Linked DNA regions of Mus musculus: region 1 is linked to region 2. The links are chromatin loops, found by intact Hi-C in ENCODE. Cell type or tissue: left cerebral cortex. All regions are shown on one strand.

The links. A loop is a pair of places that touch in the nucleus more often than their neighbours do. Peaks named below come from ENCODE experiments on the same cell type or tissue, not always from the same donor. Only the 100,000 strongest peaks of a DNase experiment are listed, where the experiment ranks them.
Region 1: a loop joins it to region 2, with 2.1 times the contacts of the local background. A loop is called at or near these places in 2 of 42 quality-filtered maps.

What each region holds. Positions count from the first base shown.
Region 1 is chr1:157,507,265-157,515,264 of GRCm38, forward strand. It overlaps Gm15486 (predicted gene 15486), which reads right to left and starts at 4,459. Exons shown (of 3, transcript NR_151610.1): 1 at 4,386-4,459. It also overlaps a transcript of Sec16b not described here. In left cerebral cortex, no CTCF peak of the experiment used is centred here; DNase peaks (open chromatin) are centred at 154, 778, 3,885, 4,082 and 1 more place; H3K27ac peaks cover 1,098 bases.
Region 2 is chr1:157,408,217-157,416,216 of GRCm38, forward strand. Rasal2 (RAS protein activator like 2) reads right to left here and starts at 4,379. Exons shown (of 18, transcript NM_177644.5): 1 at 3,521-4,379. The coding sequence starts at 3,722. 2810025M15Rik (RIKEN cDNA 2810025M15 gene) reads left to right here and starts at 4,136. Exons shown (of 3, transcript NR_027984.1): 1 at 4,136-4,909; 2 at 5,528-5,579. In left cerebral cortex, CTCF peaks have their summits at 3,629 and 4,350; DNase peaks (open chromatin) are centred at 384, 1,737, 2,739, 2,974 and 2 more places; H3K4me3 peaks cover 4,058 bases; H3K27ac peaks cover 2,541 bases.

The DNA.
Region 1 (8,000 bases), 99 kb after region 2:
ATGAAAGGAGACTTGGCAATTACAGTGTTTGGGGAGAGGATAGAGCCCGTTAAATATTTTAAGGAGGATTCAAGCTGGTTAAAGCTGACTTAGAGACAATGTGGAAACTTCTGTTCTCAAGCTATACAGATGACTAGGGGCCTGGTGCCTGCCAACTGTGACAAATGAGGACTTGGCACAGAGTGGTGAGCAAGCGGTGGCTGTGTGGCTTCTGTTCCCAAGGTTTATATCCTGAAGTTGGGTCCAGAGTTCCTGCTATTTGCCGAGTTCATAAACCATGTGTTTACAGGTTGGTGATTTTCCTTCCTTTTCTTCCTTTCTTTTTCTTTCTTTCTTTCTTTCTTTCTTTCTTTCTTTCTTTCTTTCTTTCTTTCTTTCTTTCTTTCTTTCTTCCTTCCTTCCTTCCTTCCTTCCTTCCTTCCTTCTTCCTTCCTCCCTCCCTCCCTCCCTCCCTCCCTCTCTCTCTCTCTCTCTCTCTCTCTCTCTCTCTTTCTCTCTTTCTTTCTTTGGAGACTTTTTTTTTCTGCTCACCAGCTTTGCAGGAAACCTCAAAAGGGACCACCTGTTGCCTACCTGGAGTGCAGTTAATGTTTTGGCCAACAGATATTTTTAACTCCCACCTCTCTGCTGGGAAAACCTAGGCAAACAAAGTGGAAGAAGTGATGGCCCCTGTGGAATTTGCAGCTCAGTAGGAAAAACAGATGTTACGTACGAGGGGAGGAGTGACCGCTGGGCTGGGAGAAGAGAGAGCTGGGTCCTGGCGCAGATCCTGATGAGCCATGTGCCACTCTGGGCTGCAGCTCATGGGCTGTGTAGTGACTGCATGGGGATGGATGAGCTCCCGCCTGGTGTGAGTTTCCTGCTTGCTGAACAGTTTCTCACACAGCTCTGGATTTTGTCCACATGTAAAAGGATGGATATTTTCCTTAGGAGTGTATCTCACCCATCACCAATTAGGACTCTTCACCTTGTGATATTCTGGAAGAGTCTGGGAAGATCCTCCTAGAGAGGACCCACTCACAGTATAAATACTTTAGGAACAAGCCTTGCTTTCAAGAAAAAAGGCCTTAGAAATAGTGATTCGATGCCACCTCATCTTAGATATCTGGGTATCGGTTTTCGAGTGCTTGGGACAGGAGCCTTACTACTGATGACTTTTGAGGGACAGAGGGACAAAGTGAAAGTTCTTAAGATGACCTGAAAGAAATTTGAAGGAGTAAAAATAAATAAATAAATAAATAAAACAGGCAGTAGTTTTAACTAAAATATAGAATATTTGCCGTTAGTGACTGTGTGGGGTTTCCTGGCTTCCAGAAATTCACCACCATAGATCAACTGATTACCCTGGAAACTGGGGGAAACTCATAAGATGCTTTAATAGAAATGATAGATTTCTTTAACATAATTACTACACACATATTCCCCCATCAGCCTTGCCTAGTCTAGCTCACTAAACTATGCACACAGTTCTGCATGCATCCCTTGCTGTCTGTACTTTTGCATTTATTGCGGTTCTTCATGGTTATGGTTGTTTGTTATTGTTTGAGACAGGTAGCCCAGGCCTGCCTGCAGCTTACTATACAGTCTAGGCTGGCCTTGAACTCTTTAGCCTCCTACTTTAGACTCAAGTGCTGGGACTATAGGCATTTGATACTACACCAAGCTAAAGTGTCCTTTTGACCTGGACAAGTCCCCTCCCCAGAGACTACCACCTCCATCTCCCAGTTCTTTATTTACTTGCTCCTTCAGCCTCTTCTTTCATTGGTTTCCCATTTTGAGTTAAAAACTCTTCTGTGTTCCATTTTACATTATCCACTAATCACCAAGCCAGCCAATGAAAACGCACAGCTCCTTCACCACGTCTGCTCTCTTCTCTCCATCCTGATCTTTCCATCAACCCCATGAAACTGCATTAACACAGTTTCAAATTTGTATAGGATGTGGTCTCCTACACTATTTTCTTTCCTCCCCCCCCCCCACCCCGTCCTGTTCTGTTTGGTACTGGATCTCTTGTGGCCCAGGTCGCCCAGGTTACTCTGGCGTCAGACGCACTCACTGGCCTTCCTGCTGTCATCTCCCTCAATGCAGTTCTGACCCTGTGTTCTCAGTGTTCATGGACCTTTCTGTCTTCCTTTCTCACCTAAACGGTTATTTTGAAGCCTGTGTTCACCTTTGATGGTCTCATTTATAGCAGTGATTTTAATTATGATGTGGGTGTTGCTACTGCCTAGATTAAAGCACACAAAATCTTCAGGACAAAAACACAACGCATAAACAGATGAATATCATCTGCCACAAACCCATGTCTCCTTAGACTTCTCTTGGGAGTTCCTCCTGACTCACTGTTGCCGCTTTGGACCCCTCCAGCAAGCATTCCCAAAGGCAACTAAACTCACCGTGGCCCAACATGGTTCTCCCAGTAAAATTCTTGACCAGGGACATCAGCATCTGAGGTCACCAATCCAGGACTGTGTAAGTCCAATTAACCTGCTTATTCTGCTTCCTTGCTATATTTTGAATCTGACACCCACACCTAGATCAGTCTTCCTTACCACCAGTCCCTTAGTTTGGCCTGAAGCCTGTACTGAATTAAGGAGAACATTACTGACTGTCTTTGAAGCTTCGCCTTGCCTGTGGTATAGCATTCTGGAACCATTCTCTCCACTATTTACTGTGGGGCAATGGGCTATTCACAGACAGGCTGGTCTCCAGTTGAACTGAGGTGTGGAACCCCGGGACCTGGTGGTGATAATTCACCTACATGGGGTGGTAGGCGTTCCCTCATGTCTCCTGGACTCAAGGCTCCTGTCGAAGTTACCGCCCCCCACAGCCCCCACAGGAGAAGTGTGTGGCTAGTAGTCATGGAGACAATGTCTCAAGCTTCTGACCTTCAGGCTAGACTTCTCCCAGTTACCTAGCAACACCAAGATAATGTCCCACCATAAGAGGGGCTGCTTGGCCCCTCCTCACTCTCTTACACTCTCCCCCTTGCTTTCTCTCTCCTCATACTCTCCTTGTTCTCTCTTCCTCTCTCTCCCTCTTTCTTACTCTCTCTCTTACTTTAGCCTTTCTTCTTTCTCTTCTTTTCCCCTTCCCTCCTCTTGGCCTCTTCTCTCTCTCTCTTTTACCTTTTCTCTTTCCCCCTGCTTTTCTACAATAAAGCTCTAAAACCATAGACTGTCTCTGTTCATCAAGGCCTGCCATGCTTGAACGATGGGATAGGCTTTCTTCTAATGAGCCATTCCTAATCTCTCGTCAGAAGGCCTTCCTGTGCTCCAGCCACAGACCGGACTAAAGACTCTCGCCTGTGTGGGAACCTCTCTCCCTCTGCCCTTTCTCCCATATTCCTGGGGCCGAGGGTGTCGCCCCAGGGCCCCTGATATTGGGGGCAGCCTCCTATTCACCCCCCACCCCCCGTCAAGGGGGATCAGTGGCTTAGATGCCCACCCGGGGCCAAGTGGAAAGCGTCTGGCAGCCCTCCCACGTCTGCCTGCCCAGAGCACAGGAGGAACTCTGGCTGGACGCGGGCATTCTCCCCCTCCCCCTCTTTCCCTACCCCCTTAGTAGCCCACAATTTACCACCTGATGTTAGGAAGGTATGAGACAGAATTGTTTTATTTTGAAATCCTGATGCTTATAACAGCATAAGGCACATAGCAGTTACTTAATAGACTATTATCGAGCGAATGGGTGGGGGAGGAGATGGCTACCAGTTCCACCCATATTGGCTTTGTGCTATCTCAGCTAACCCAGTGGGAAGAGTATTTTTCTTCTTCTTCAGTGGTTTCAGGAAAACTTCTGTAGGTTGGAGACATCACCACCCCCAAGCTCCAGTTCAGAGTGAGATGTCCCTGGACATGTGCTGGATGCTGAATTAGTCTCTGTGGTTAGGGAGACATAAAATTCTCATATTTATGCCTGAATATTTGTGCCCACTCTTAGATCAAAAGATGGGCTATGTCTCATATGTGGTATATAAGTTAAGAATAGACTGGGAAGATTTTTTAAAGGAAAACTGATGAATTATTGTCAGAAATGACAGGATGTTGGGCAGGCAGAAATAGCAGATATGTTTTTTTAAGTAAAGAACCCTAGGTCTTAGCTGTGAGTTGACAGCACATGCTTTTAATCCCAGCGCTCAGCAGGCAAAGGTAGGTGGAGGCCAGCCTGGTCTACAGAGTGAGTTCCTGACAGCCAGGGCTACACAGAGAAATTTGGCCTCAAAAACAAACAAACACACCCAAACAACAACAACAACAACAACAACAATGATGACAACCAGGACAACAAAACAAAAACATCCCAGCAAACCCAACCCTCCCTAAAAGAAAACAAAAACAAAAAAAAACCCACACCCAGGTCTTGGGAGAGGTGGGGCTACATACCTTTCTGTGAGGCTGAGTGAGGCAGCTAGGATGGGCTGGGTGGCTTTAACTGTCAGTGCTGCTCTTTATGTTCTAGGCTCTCCAATCATCACGTCTATGACCTATGCCACTGACTGTGACTGTTGTGCCCTAGGCTTTCCTTTGCCTAAGAATCTTTTTCCAGTGTTCACCGTTCTCGCCGGAGCACACTTGTCTCTTTCACCTACTTCCAGGATGGTGCACTCTTAGTTTGCAGGTCTCAGTTGCAGCTGCTTTTCTTTTGAAAAGCTTTCTTTGACTGAGTGTGGCTCCTTCATAATGGATTTCACTTGCTTCATACTCTCATTCCCCATACACACCATTGTAACTAATTTGTCTGTGTCCCCATTAGATAGTTGTCTTGGCTAAGTTTAATGTCAACTTGACACAAACTACAGTCACGAGAGAGGAGAGAGTCTCAGTTGAGAAAACGCCTCTGTAAGATCCAGCTGTAAGGCATTTTCTTAATTAGTGATTGATGAGGGAGGGACCAGCTCACTGTGGGTGGTGCAGTCCCTGGGCTGGTGGTCCTGGGTTCTATAAGAAAGACTGAGCTCCATGAGGAACAAGCCAGTAAGAAGCACCCCTCACCTCGTGACCTCTGCATCAGCTCCTGTCTCCAGTTCCTGTCCTATTTGAGTTCCTGTCCTGACTTCCTTTAATGATGGACTATGATGTAGAAGTGTAAGCCAAATTACACTTAACACAAATTACAGTTAAACCCTTCCTTCCCCAAACTGCTTTTGGTCATGGCGTTTCATCATGGCAATAGAGAACCTGAGACACCAGTAAACTCCAAGAATACAAGGAGTAAGTTCACCTTGTTCTCTTTATGTGGCTTAACTCGGCATGTAAGAGGCACTTACTCCCTAGTTATTAGGTAAGGACAGGAACTGTGAATTCTTTCTATGTAGTTTTGGGATTTGCCTTCTTCACTAGAGGAGCTATGGAGAATTAGCATCTATAGGAGAAAAATAATCTTATTTCAATTAACAAATGAATTTATGTTCAACAATAATTACTTGTTGAATGAAAGAACTGCGTTTTCACATTCTCTATAGATGAATTAGACCCCAGTTGGAGTCAGTTAATGACATCATGTATTTGATGAATGACACCCGGATCAGCACGAGGACATGATGTCATTAATGCCATGAGGAATACAAAGCGTATCCTTAGTGTTAAAGAAAACAGTGGTAGCAATCTTGTAGAGAAACTCCAGCACAGGAGGAATGCCAGGAAGGGCAGTGTTTGCTCAGCACACAGAGTCTGCAGCAGTCATTTGTATAAGCTGCCCCCAGAAAACAGCAAACTTTGGCAACTGTGTTGTGATGGCTGCAGACATTTGTGCTCAGAAAAGAACCCTCTCCATCATCCTGACATGCCCTTCGGTGTCCTCTAGAACTGAAGTTTGACCCTTGGTTTCTGCCATCATAAGTGGTTCCTACAGAAATTGCCCTAATGTGCTAAATTCAGTACCGGAGCAGCCCTCCCGGAGAGCAGCTCTATGTGCAGGCACTAATTCCAGACTGAGAGAACAAGGGACGTAAGTTCCACTGAAACACGTGTATGCATTCACCGCCTATTTCTGTCCAAGAACAGTGGGCAGAGAGGTAGGACACCAGAAAGTGGAATGGAACTTTGTTGGCTGACAAATTGGATGAGGAGAAAAAAACCAGAAATGAATCTTTGAGTTCTTATTTTTATCGTTGAATAGCTGTCTACCTACCTACCAATCTATCAGTAGGCTGAATGAGCCTATTTATACAGGCTGGATGACTTTGAAGGTTGTAATCATTGTATTCACATGAAATGAGTTTTTACATAATTGCATTTTTGTGTTGAATCTATTCTATGCCTATTGCTAAGTACTGTGCTTTTTTTCTTTTTCTTTTTTTGGACGAAAACATTGGGCTAGAAATCCTCTGATTGATTTCCTGTGAAGTTCTTCATTTGGTGACTAATGCAGATGTACCGAATGAGCTTGGCAAAATCTCTGATCCTTTCTGGCCTTCCCTATTGTTTCTCAAATGAACAGTCCCCCACGGATTCCACCAGATAACGCAATAGCAAGTCAGGGACAGGTACTTCTCCGGAAGACAAGATAAGGTAGCTGTGGGTTATTATGATAAGAGAAAGGGCAGAATGACAGTTGGAAATAGTAACGATGGGTTAGATTATCAATAATAAAGTAAAACAACGTGAAAAGTTCGTTATGAATGAAAGATAAAAGCTAAATAAAACGACATGCTCTAAACAGTTGAGAAAGCAAGTCTTGCATTTTGGGAGGTGGGGGGGAAGGGGTGAAGAAAACAATAGTGAGAATTTTGTGTTCAGGAAAATCATGAAGACCATTTTGGATTTATTCTACAATGTCACTGAGTAAGACCTGAACTTTAAAACTGCACTTTTTTTTAAAAATGAAATTTGAGTGTCATACTGCCAGCTTGTAAGTCATTCCATTGGTGCAAAATGATGAACTAATTAAAAAAAATCTTTTATTGGATTGGCTCTTTAACAGTTTCAGATATATGTGTACACACACACACCCCCTTCTAATTACTGACACTCTCCCCTCTCATCTCCTATCTCTTATGATCCTCTTCCCTAAATAAGTTTCTTTTCCATGTTCATGTCTTTTTGTTTTGTTCCCCACTGAGTTTAACCAGGGCTGCCTGGGTGACAACATGTTTAGAATTCCTCACTGGAATCTGATGGGATCGTCATCATTAGATACACCACTGACTGCCCTGCTTCAGAATCAATCAGGAGGCATAGAGCCTTGAGGGCCCCTCCCTGATCCACGCCTACTACTGACAGGTTGAGCCGTAAGCAGGCTGATTGCAGGCAGCTTTGGATGCTGGGAGGTGATGTGCCCAGAAGAAGACATTTCTCTGCCCTTTCCCCTATCTTTTGGCTCGTTTATTTTTCCCATGCTCTCTTCTTCCTTGCTCTCTGAGCCTTAGATTGTGTGGTGTAAATGTCTTCTTTAGGGCTGAACACTCAGCCACCCTGTGTTCTCTGCACCTTGAGCAGCCTTGAGTTTCTGTATTCACCACCATTCCTGGCGAAGAGAAACTTCTCTGATTAAGGCTGAAAATAGCACTTGTCTGGGAGCATAGACATAAATATTGAGAAGGCAGTTGGGCACCATGTCAATTGAGCTGAACAATAGTGACAAGTTCCCCTTTCCCCATATCCAAGACCTCTTCAGCCATGGATTTTTAAATTAAGTTTACAGTACTAGGCATTCATTTCTCCTTCAGAATGGCCCCAACTAAGTTAACTAATGGTTACCCCCATAACAGTTACACCACCATTGTGCCAGTAGACACATCTTGCCTCGCTTGGTATGATAGTTCTCATCTGGGTAAGACTAGAGTTTTCTTTTCTTGCCCCACTTCTTGAAGCTTGCACAGTAACTCCCTAAACTGTGAAGATTAGCTAGCATGGAGGAAGCTTTCAGCCCAGTTCCAGCTCAAATCTTTACACCTGTGGACCAAGACGTGCGATGTCTTCAGTGGTAGGATCTTTTCAATTAGTTCTGACGGGGGCAACCGAAAGGAACGGCAAGCACTTGTAGTGTTTTGCTCAGAA
Region 2 (8,000 bases):
AAAATCAATCAGGTTCAACTCTAAATGGTCAAACGGAAGATGAATTAACATTTAATGCCACTTTACTATGAGGCACAGGAACAATCCGCTAGACCTGAGGACAATAAAGGAGGTGGTAAGAGAAGCATATAAACAAGACAGACAGACTAATGTCAAAACTTTATACTCTTGACAGGACGGAGACACAATTTATTTGTTAATACTGGAATGAAACATTTTACTCAAACAAAGGATAGTATAAACATTTTCTCTTAGCTGTGTCTCAAAGACTTGCATTTGTTTGTGCTCTAAATATAGACCCACCTACTACAAAGCTCTGAACATATTCCAAAGCAAATCATGGTAATACACAAAGCTCTGGATGCATTAGCAACCAAAGAGCCAAACTTGTTAACCAGAGTAAAAACAGTGCCAGTCTTTCAAATCTGTGAAATAAACTAAGGAAATACTGTGCCTCAAAGTTTCTATGAGATATCCTTAAGAAAGGAGAAATATTTTTGTTAGTCTTTTTGTATGATTTCAATGAAAATTCTCAAAGAGGATGTGAGCTAGCCAGCATCCAGGTTCACTCAATACCACTCCTCAGTATAATTAGCCTTTGAAACCACGTCCATCTCCACCTGCATAAGCCAGACCTGAGCAGCATCCTGCTACCTTCCTACCTTGTGAGAACAGAGTCCTCCTGATGGTGAGTTAAAAAGCGCTCAACTGAGAGCTTGTTCAACAGCTGGCTTCAAAAGTCAGGACAGAATCTGTAGGCCAAGTTGTAGTTAAATAATGGGACCAATTAGACCACAGTCCATATTTAATCCACAAACTTAGAGGAGAGGAGTGAAAACTTCTCTGAAACAAGTGGACCACACTTAAAAAAAAAAAAGTCTCTATAAATTATGTAGAGGATCAAAGATAACCCAAGAATACACAAATCGGACAAGAAACAAACAAACAAAAAAAAACATATTCCATAAATGTTTACTTTCTTGCTGGGCATGGTTGCCCATGCCTTTAATCCAGGCATTTCAGGAGGTAGAGGCAAGTAGTTCTCAATGAGTTTGAGACCAGCCTGGACTATATGGCAAATTTCAGGCCAGCCAGGGCTACGCAGTGAGACCCTGCTTAAATAAATTTTAAAAATTGATTTTCCACATTATTCTAACCTCAAAGAATCATACAATAAACAATTTTTTGTTTGTTTTTTGTTTTTTGTTTTGTCAAGACAGGGTTTCTCTGCATAGTCCTAGCTGTCCTGGAACTCACTCTGTAGACCAGGCTGGCCTTGAACTCAGAAATTCACCTACCTCTGCCTCCCAAGTGCTGGGATTAAAGGCATGCGCCACCACGCCTGGCTCAATAAACAATTTTAAAACTATCTAAAACAAGCAAGACCCCCTTAGTTTTGGTTTGTATGGACAACAAAGCAGTCTCCAGGGAAAAATCCTTAAAAGAAAAGCAGCAGCATTAAACAGCAAGTAAAACTGAGTTTTAATTAACTGACAAAAATCAAACATTAAAAAAAAAAAGATGATGCAGTGGAAATTCTACCACTAAACATAGAAATACTTCCTCTGAATAACTTCTTGTGCATGAATTTATGTGCATGTAAGCCAACTACTTCAGATTCCACATTGTATGCAGAAACCTGGAGCCAGGGAGATAAAAATGACTCAGACAAAATTAAATGACAACGAAGCTGTGGCAAAACCAAAAAGAAAACTATCTGGTTCTTGGCCCTAGTTGTGTGCTACTAATTTCTAGGTTTCTTCAAACATATTTAGACGTGTGTGCATATGACAAGTCCAGTTCTAGAACAGACTACCAAAACATTAGTAAAAATTTACATGGGTTACATGTGAAGGATATGTACAATAATAAGGTCTAGAATATCCAGCTCTGAACACTTGTCAGCCAATTATCATATATACTAACATGGTCCTCTCTCTAACATTGTATAAAAACAGTAAGAGAAAGTGTATACAGACAGAAGATAAAATGTAACCACAATGTATTCCAATTTATAGTCATTTTTAGACTCTCATCAACTTTTGTTATAAGTGATCAGCTAACCTGAACTAGCAGACAGGTGGACTACCAGGCAGCAAAGCTTTTAATCCAACCTGCTGAGAATGAATTGAGTAACTCTGCGTCAGTTCCCACCTCTTTGCTTTAATTCCCCCATTTAGCAAAAAGGAAGAGAAAAAAGAAAGAAAGAAAAAAAAACATTTAGAAACACCAGCAAAATTCTAAGTAGTATATACATAAATTTCTAAGAACTAGCTATAAGGAGAGTTGCTTTTTTTATATAACTAAAAAGACCCTACAGATTATTTAATCCACTCATTTTGTAGATAAGGAATTTGAGGCAAAAAGATGGCCTTATCTGCCCTAAATTGTTTAATAATTTTTAGTGACAGAACTGAGGCAAGAATTCAAATGTCTGGGATCTTTCCTGAAGTCAACTGAACTGTCCAAAAGACAACTTATAAACCATGAAAAGATGGTCTTGAATTATAAAGCACAGAACCTATTTGGAAGTATGAAAGCCAAGCCATAAATACAATATGCTGATCACTAACAGCATATTAGACAAACAAAACTGCAGGACAGCATCTCAACACTGTGTGATTCCAGATACTTCAAATTGGTCATCTTATATTCAACCACATTACTATGTCTTTTATGGTCATGTGTAGCAGAAACATTCTGCTAGCTTGATATTTTGGAAAGCCACAGCTAACCCATGCATACAGCATGTTTAACGTTGCCACAGCCTTTCCTGAATAGAAAATCATCATTCAGGTTTAATTTAAAAGATGGTTACTCGGAATGCAGAAAGGGAAAGTTTCTTTAGTGTGTTCATCACTTTAAACCTGCTGAGTGACAACCGGGTAGCTTAACCACGAAAACCAGAAACAGCAGTGCAATCTGAAACAACCTACACACTCAGGACAAGCAGAGAGTACGGTTCAAGGAAAAGCTGTCGGTAAATCTACTGCTACCAAACACTTGAACTGGGGCTGGTGCAAGGGCTACGGCTAGGGCTGGGTGTCTCTCCCATCTCTGCCCCCCACCCACAACCCCTCGATTTTGTTTTGTTTTGTTTTTCATTCATTAGCTCATCTTCTACTAAGCTTTTTCATATCTTTCTCTCAACACTTGCTTCACACAACAGGAAGGAAATGAAATCCCATTCACTTGGTTTTGTGCCTTGTTCCATTCTACCTTCCTGAGGACTCAGCAGCAAGTGCCTTTAATTAATCACCTAAGAATTACGTCCAGATAGCTCAACTCTATAAACTTACTGTGGATATCTAAAGAGGTCCAAAGGAGCCTACTGAGTCACATAACCAGGCGCTATATATTGGATAAACTTGTCAAAAAGCATTTTCTGCAACAACAACAACAACAACCAAAAAAAGATGTGGACAGCTGACCTAGGATAGATGGGGGACTAAGAATGCATCGGAGCCCAAGGAAAGATGAGAAACGCCAGCCTCTGAGGCAGACGACTTGTGATCCTTACCGAACACCCGGACCCAGCTCTGCTGCTGGCACACTGACTCCAGAAGGATCCGATCCAGCATGCCACCGGCCACTGCTCCGCTGACTGGGACGACCGCGTCCAGATCCTCCGGGGGCAGCGGCGAGTCGGACTCCAGCCCCGTGAACATCTCCGGCCACGACAGCGCCTCCGCGGCTCCTCCGGACGACGGAGACAGCTCCATGGTGTCCCAGAGGGAGCAGGCGGCGGCGGCGGGGCGGGCTTCCCGGCTGCGGGAAAGGGACGACGGCGCGGCCACCAGCACCCGAACGGCTGCGGGCGCGGACACCGCTCACCTCCTTCCCCGCCGCCCACCGCCCGAAGGCCGGGCGCCGCAGCCCACCTGCAAGCGGAGGGTGGGACCCGGGCCGGGAGGCGGGTCCAGCGTGGTCCGGAGCGGAGGCGGGTCCCGGCTCAGGTGCGGGTCCGGAGCGGACGCGGAGCACCCGGGAGCGCGGGCTCACCTCCCGCCCCCACGCAGCCCTGCTCAACCCCCGCGGGCGCGTTCGCGGGCCGCCCGGGCTTGGGCTGAGGATGGAGCTCGGCCAGGCAGGGCTGGGCTCGGGGGCGTCGCCGCCAGGGGCCGCCCCCTCTGACCGGCTCCCGCCGCCGTCGCCTCGGGGGCTCAAAGCGCCGGCTCCCTCAGCCTGAGGGGCGCGCCCCGGCCCAGCTTCTGTCCGCCTGGCGTCGGCTTGCTCCCGCGGAACGCGCAGGCCGGCCCGCTAACTCTCAGGCCGCCGCTCCGGCCGCTGCTTGGGCTCCTCCGGCTCGCGCTCCTCTGAGAAACCCACAAGCCCGGCAGCCGCGGCGCTGGCGGCGGCGGCAGGCGGCATCCCAGGGTGATAGGCCGAAGCAATCGAGTGCCGAGCTCACGGCCGCGTGTGCAATCCAGTAACCGAGCGGAGGAGGAACTGCCGCCGAAGACAGCAAAAATCGGGCACCGAAATACTCAGCGGGCCAGGCCCGCCTACTTTCCTAAGACTATCCTGCTCCGACCGCCTCTCGGTGCGGGGATCCTCGAGCTGCTGGTGGAAGCAGAGACGGTGTTGGGGAGGCGGAGAGAAAACGGGGTGCGGGAAATTTAAAAAGATGGGAAAGGCGCTTCCCTTTTATCTTAGCCCCTATCCTGTTGATTTCTGGACCAATGCTTCTTTCTCGGACGAAGAACATGAAGACGCTGCTTTATCTAACAGTCACCTCGGAAGAAACGCCATGGTTCCTCCACAAGGGAGATCTGGCCCCGCGTCTTGGATCCTGAGATCTGTGCGAGATCCCGGCTTTGCGCCCTGTCCGCCCTGGAGCTGGATTTATCATCAGTTTAGAATAGCATGGCTACGATGTGTGGTGCGGATGGATGGACGAGCCCCGCAAGTACATGAAATGCCCCAAAGCCCCAGCATTAACCAAACAAGCTTCTCTTTTTTGCCTTTGATCTTTGCAATCTGTTGGCTTCTCTTCTAACAGTGTCACTTGGGTTTTATTTTTGGTCTATGTGTAAACTGTCTTCCTCCTTAACATTGGCTTCGTTTTGTGCCCACCCAAAGCGGGATTCACCAATCCAGATTTCAGAGATTTTAGGCATAAGTAAATAAATAAATAAATAAATAAATAAATAATAGTAATAATAATAATTTCGGGTAGAAATTTACCAATTTAAATTATGTTGACAAATCAGGTTTTTCAACAATTTATGAACATGGCTACTTCAAACCAATCAGGAATTTTTCATAATTAGATGATGCTAAAAAATATTTGGGGGAGGGTTTTTGTTGTGTCCCAGCCCACCCCAGCCCTCATTTCTCTCTACTTTGACCTTCTATAAGAGGTCAATCTAATTTTCTAGGTTTTAGGAATTCTCATGTGTTTTTGTGTTTTATGGGAGTTATAGCATGCATTTTATAATTTTCTCCCAAATTTTACATAGAGTAATAGCATGTTAAAACAAGAAGTGACTTTAAAGATCCTCTCACCCTTCCTCTTGTTTAACAGGTGCAGACAGGACAGTCCACATCACCTGCCAAAGCAGCCAGCAATGCAACAGGTACGTCTTACAAGCTCTCAGTGATACTGATTTCTTCAACTCTGATCCTTCAAGAACTCTGTGATTAGATTTGTTAATCTGGTGCTTAGCAATGAAGTAGAGTAATCCCTCCCGGTATATAGAAGCCCACTTGCTTGCTATCTGACTACAGTCAGCTCTCCAATTTTAATAAATGAGAGATAAGGAAGCTAGAAGTTACAGGACCCAGCCCTAAACAAATCTAGTGTTTTCTTTCTCCCTTCTTTCCTTCCTTCCTTCCTTCCTTCCTTCCTTCCTTCCTTCCTTCCTTCCTTCCTTCCTTCCGTTTAGTTTCAAGACAGGGTTCCTCTGTGTACCAGCCCTGGCTGCCCTGGAACATGCTTTGTAGGCCAGGCTGGCTCTGAACTCAAAGAAATAGGCCTGCCTCTGCCTCCCGAGTGCTGGGATTAAAGGTGTTGGCCACCATACCCAACTCAACTCCAATTTGTAAAGATCTCTGAAGGGACATTGTCCTTTTGCAGTAGAGGGAGGGAAGGAGAGAGAGAGAAAACCCTTGGCATAGGATTTCCATTTGTATTGAATTATTGTTGATGTCTCAAAGAGTAAGTGAATATGGACACCAGCCGTACAAATCAAAGTATCTACTCATATGTATGGATGTATTTACCCAAGCTGTTATCCCCAAAGCAGCATTAGGAGTGGTATATAAAATGAAGGGAAAAAGGTTTTCCAAAAATTGATCTAAGTGCCATCATGTCTCTTAAGGGAAAGGCTCTGTCAAACTCCCTCTTATCCTGCTTCCTTAGTAACCTCTGTTTCCATCCAGACCACTAAAACTAGTCACTACTTCACTTTGGCATCCTGAGCTCGTACTAGTTGCACACCATCATCCAGTCACCCAAGTAACATACATCTGGAATGCATCTAATGTCTCTAGGTCTAAAGGAAAATACTTTCACGACATGGAGGGTAAATAATTCTGTAATAGAAACAGAATTTTAAAAACAGTCTTTTAGCCAATGGAAAAATAATGAAGCACAGAGTACTAATAAATCATCTTTCTGAAGATAACTGAATTAAAACTCTAGCCTTCTGCAGGAAAGGATGGCACTGCCTATAATCCCTCCTGGGAGGTAGAAGCAGGAGTATCAGGAGTCCAGGTCACTCTTGGGTACATAGAGATTTGGAGACCAGCCTGGCTACTTGAGTCTCTGAATAAAAACAAACAAGAAACCATTAGTAGCCTAATTTGAGGGGAGGGAGCAAGATAGGGTTTCTCTGTATAGTTTTGGCTGTCTTGGAACTCACTCCATAGACCATTCTGGCTTTTGGCTCACAGAAGAGATCCACCTGCCTCTGCCTCCAGAGTTCTGGGATTAATGGCATGTGCCACTACTGCCCTGCTTAGTTTATTAATAAATCTGCATTCTTAAGGATTTTTGGGTTTGCAGCAGGTAGAGTTGTTCTGATATTTGTGAGGAAAGGTCATTTTTTTTTCCTGAAAGTGATTATCATTAAGAAAAATAACATAGAAAAACAAAAAGTAATAAACCAATTTGTATTGCTCAAGGTAGTTAATGCCACTTGCATTTGTACCTGTGGTATCTCTGCAGTATATTTCTGGATTTTAAAGTGAAAACAGACTTTTGTATGCTATAAATCCTAGTTCGCGAACAGACTATGAAAGAGTTGAAGATTCATTTCCACCTGCTTTGTCCTTCTGCTTTGGAGCTTTAAGATGCTCAGCACATCTGTGAAGTGGATAATCACTGGTCCTCTTGTTCCCCAAAATCAAACCCAACAACTAGGACAAGTGGGAACTGAGATTAGGAACCTGTGGAAAGATGTGAGGAGTGACAGGAGGAGTTTCCCAGATGATGGCCTAAAAAGCAAAATCCAGGAACAGTCTGAGCTTTCTAAAAGATAAAAGAGGTCACTGCTTGTGAGCCTGTATCACTAATCTTAAATGGAGATGAGGGTTTTGAGTCTTGGCTGTTACAACCTAACAGGTTTGTTTGTCTTCCCTCTTTCCTCTGTCTGAAACTGCACATACCTCAGGAGGTCCCACCCTTGTAAGTGCCCTCCCCCACTTCTCTCAGCAGATAATCCCATAAACAGGAAGTCAGGAGGCCGGCTTCTTTTCTGCACCCCCTTTCTTCTTGAGCATAGGGCCCTAGCGCTTTCCGGATTGCTTTGTACAATGTTGGTGATACAAGGGAAGTGTTGAGCCTTCCCCTAGATCTCCAATCCCCCTAGATAATCCAAGCACTTCTGTGACTATAGTGTCAGCTGGATAATGTTGAGTTTAGGACACCTTATCACCAACCCATCTGCAGTGCTGAGGTCCAATCAGGAGTTTATAAATGTTGACTACATCCACCAAGATGGCATTTCCTGGATTTCAGACGCAACACTTCCCAAATCTCTTTGTGTCCCCTGTTT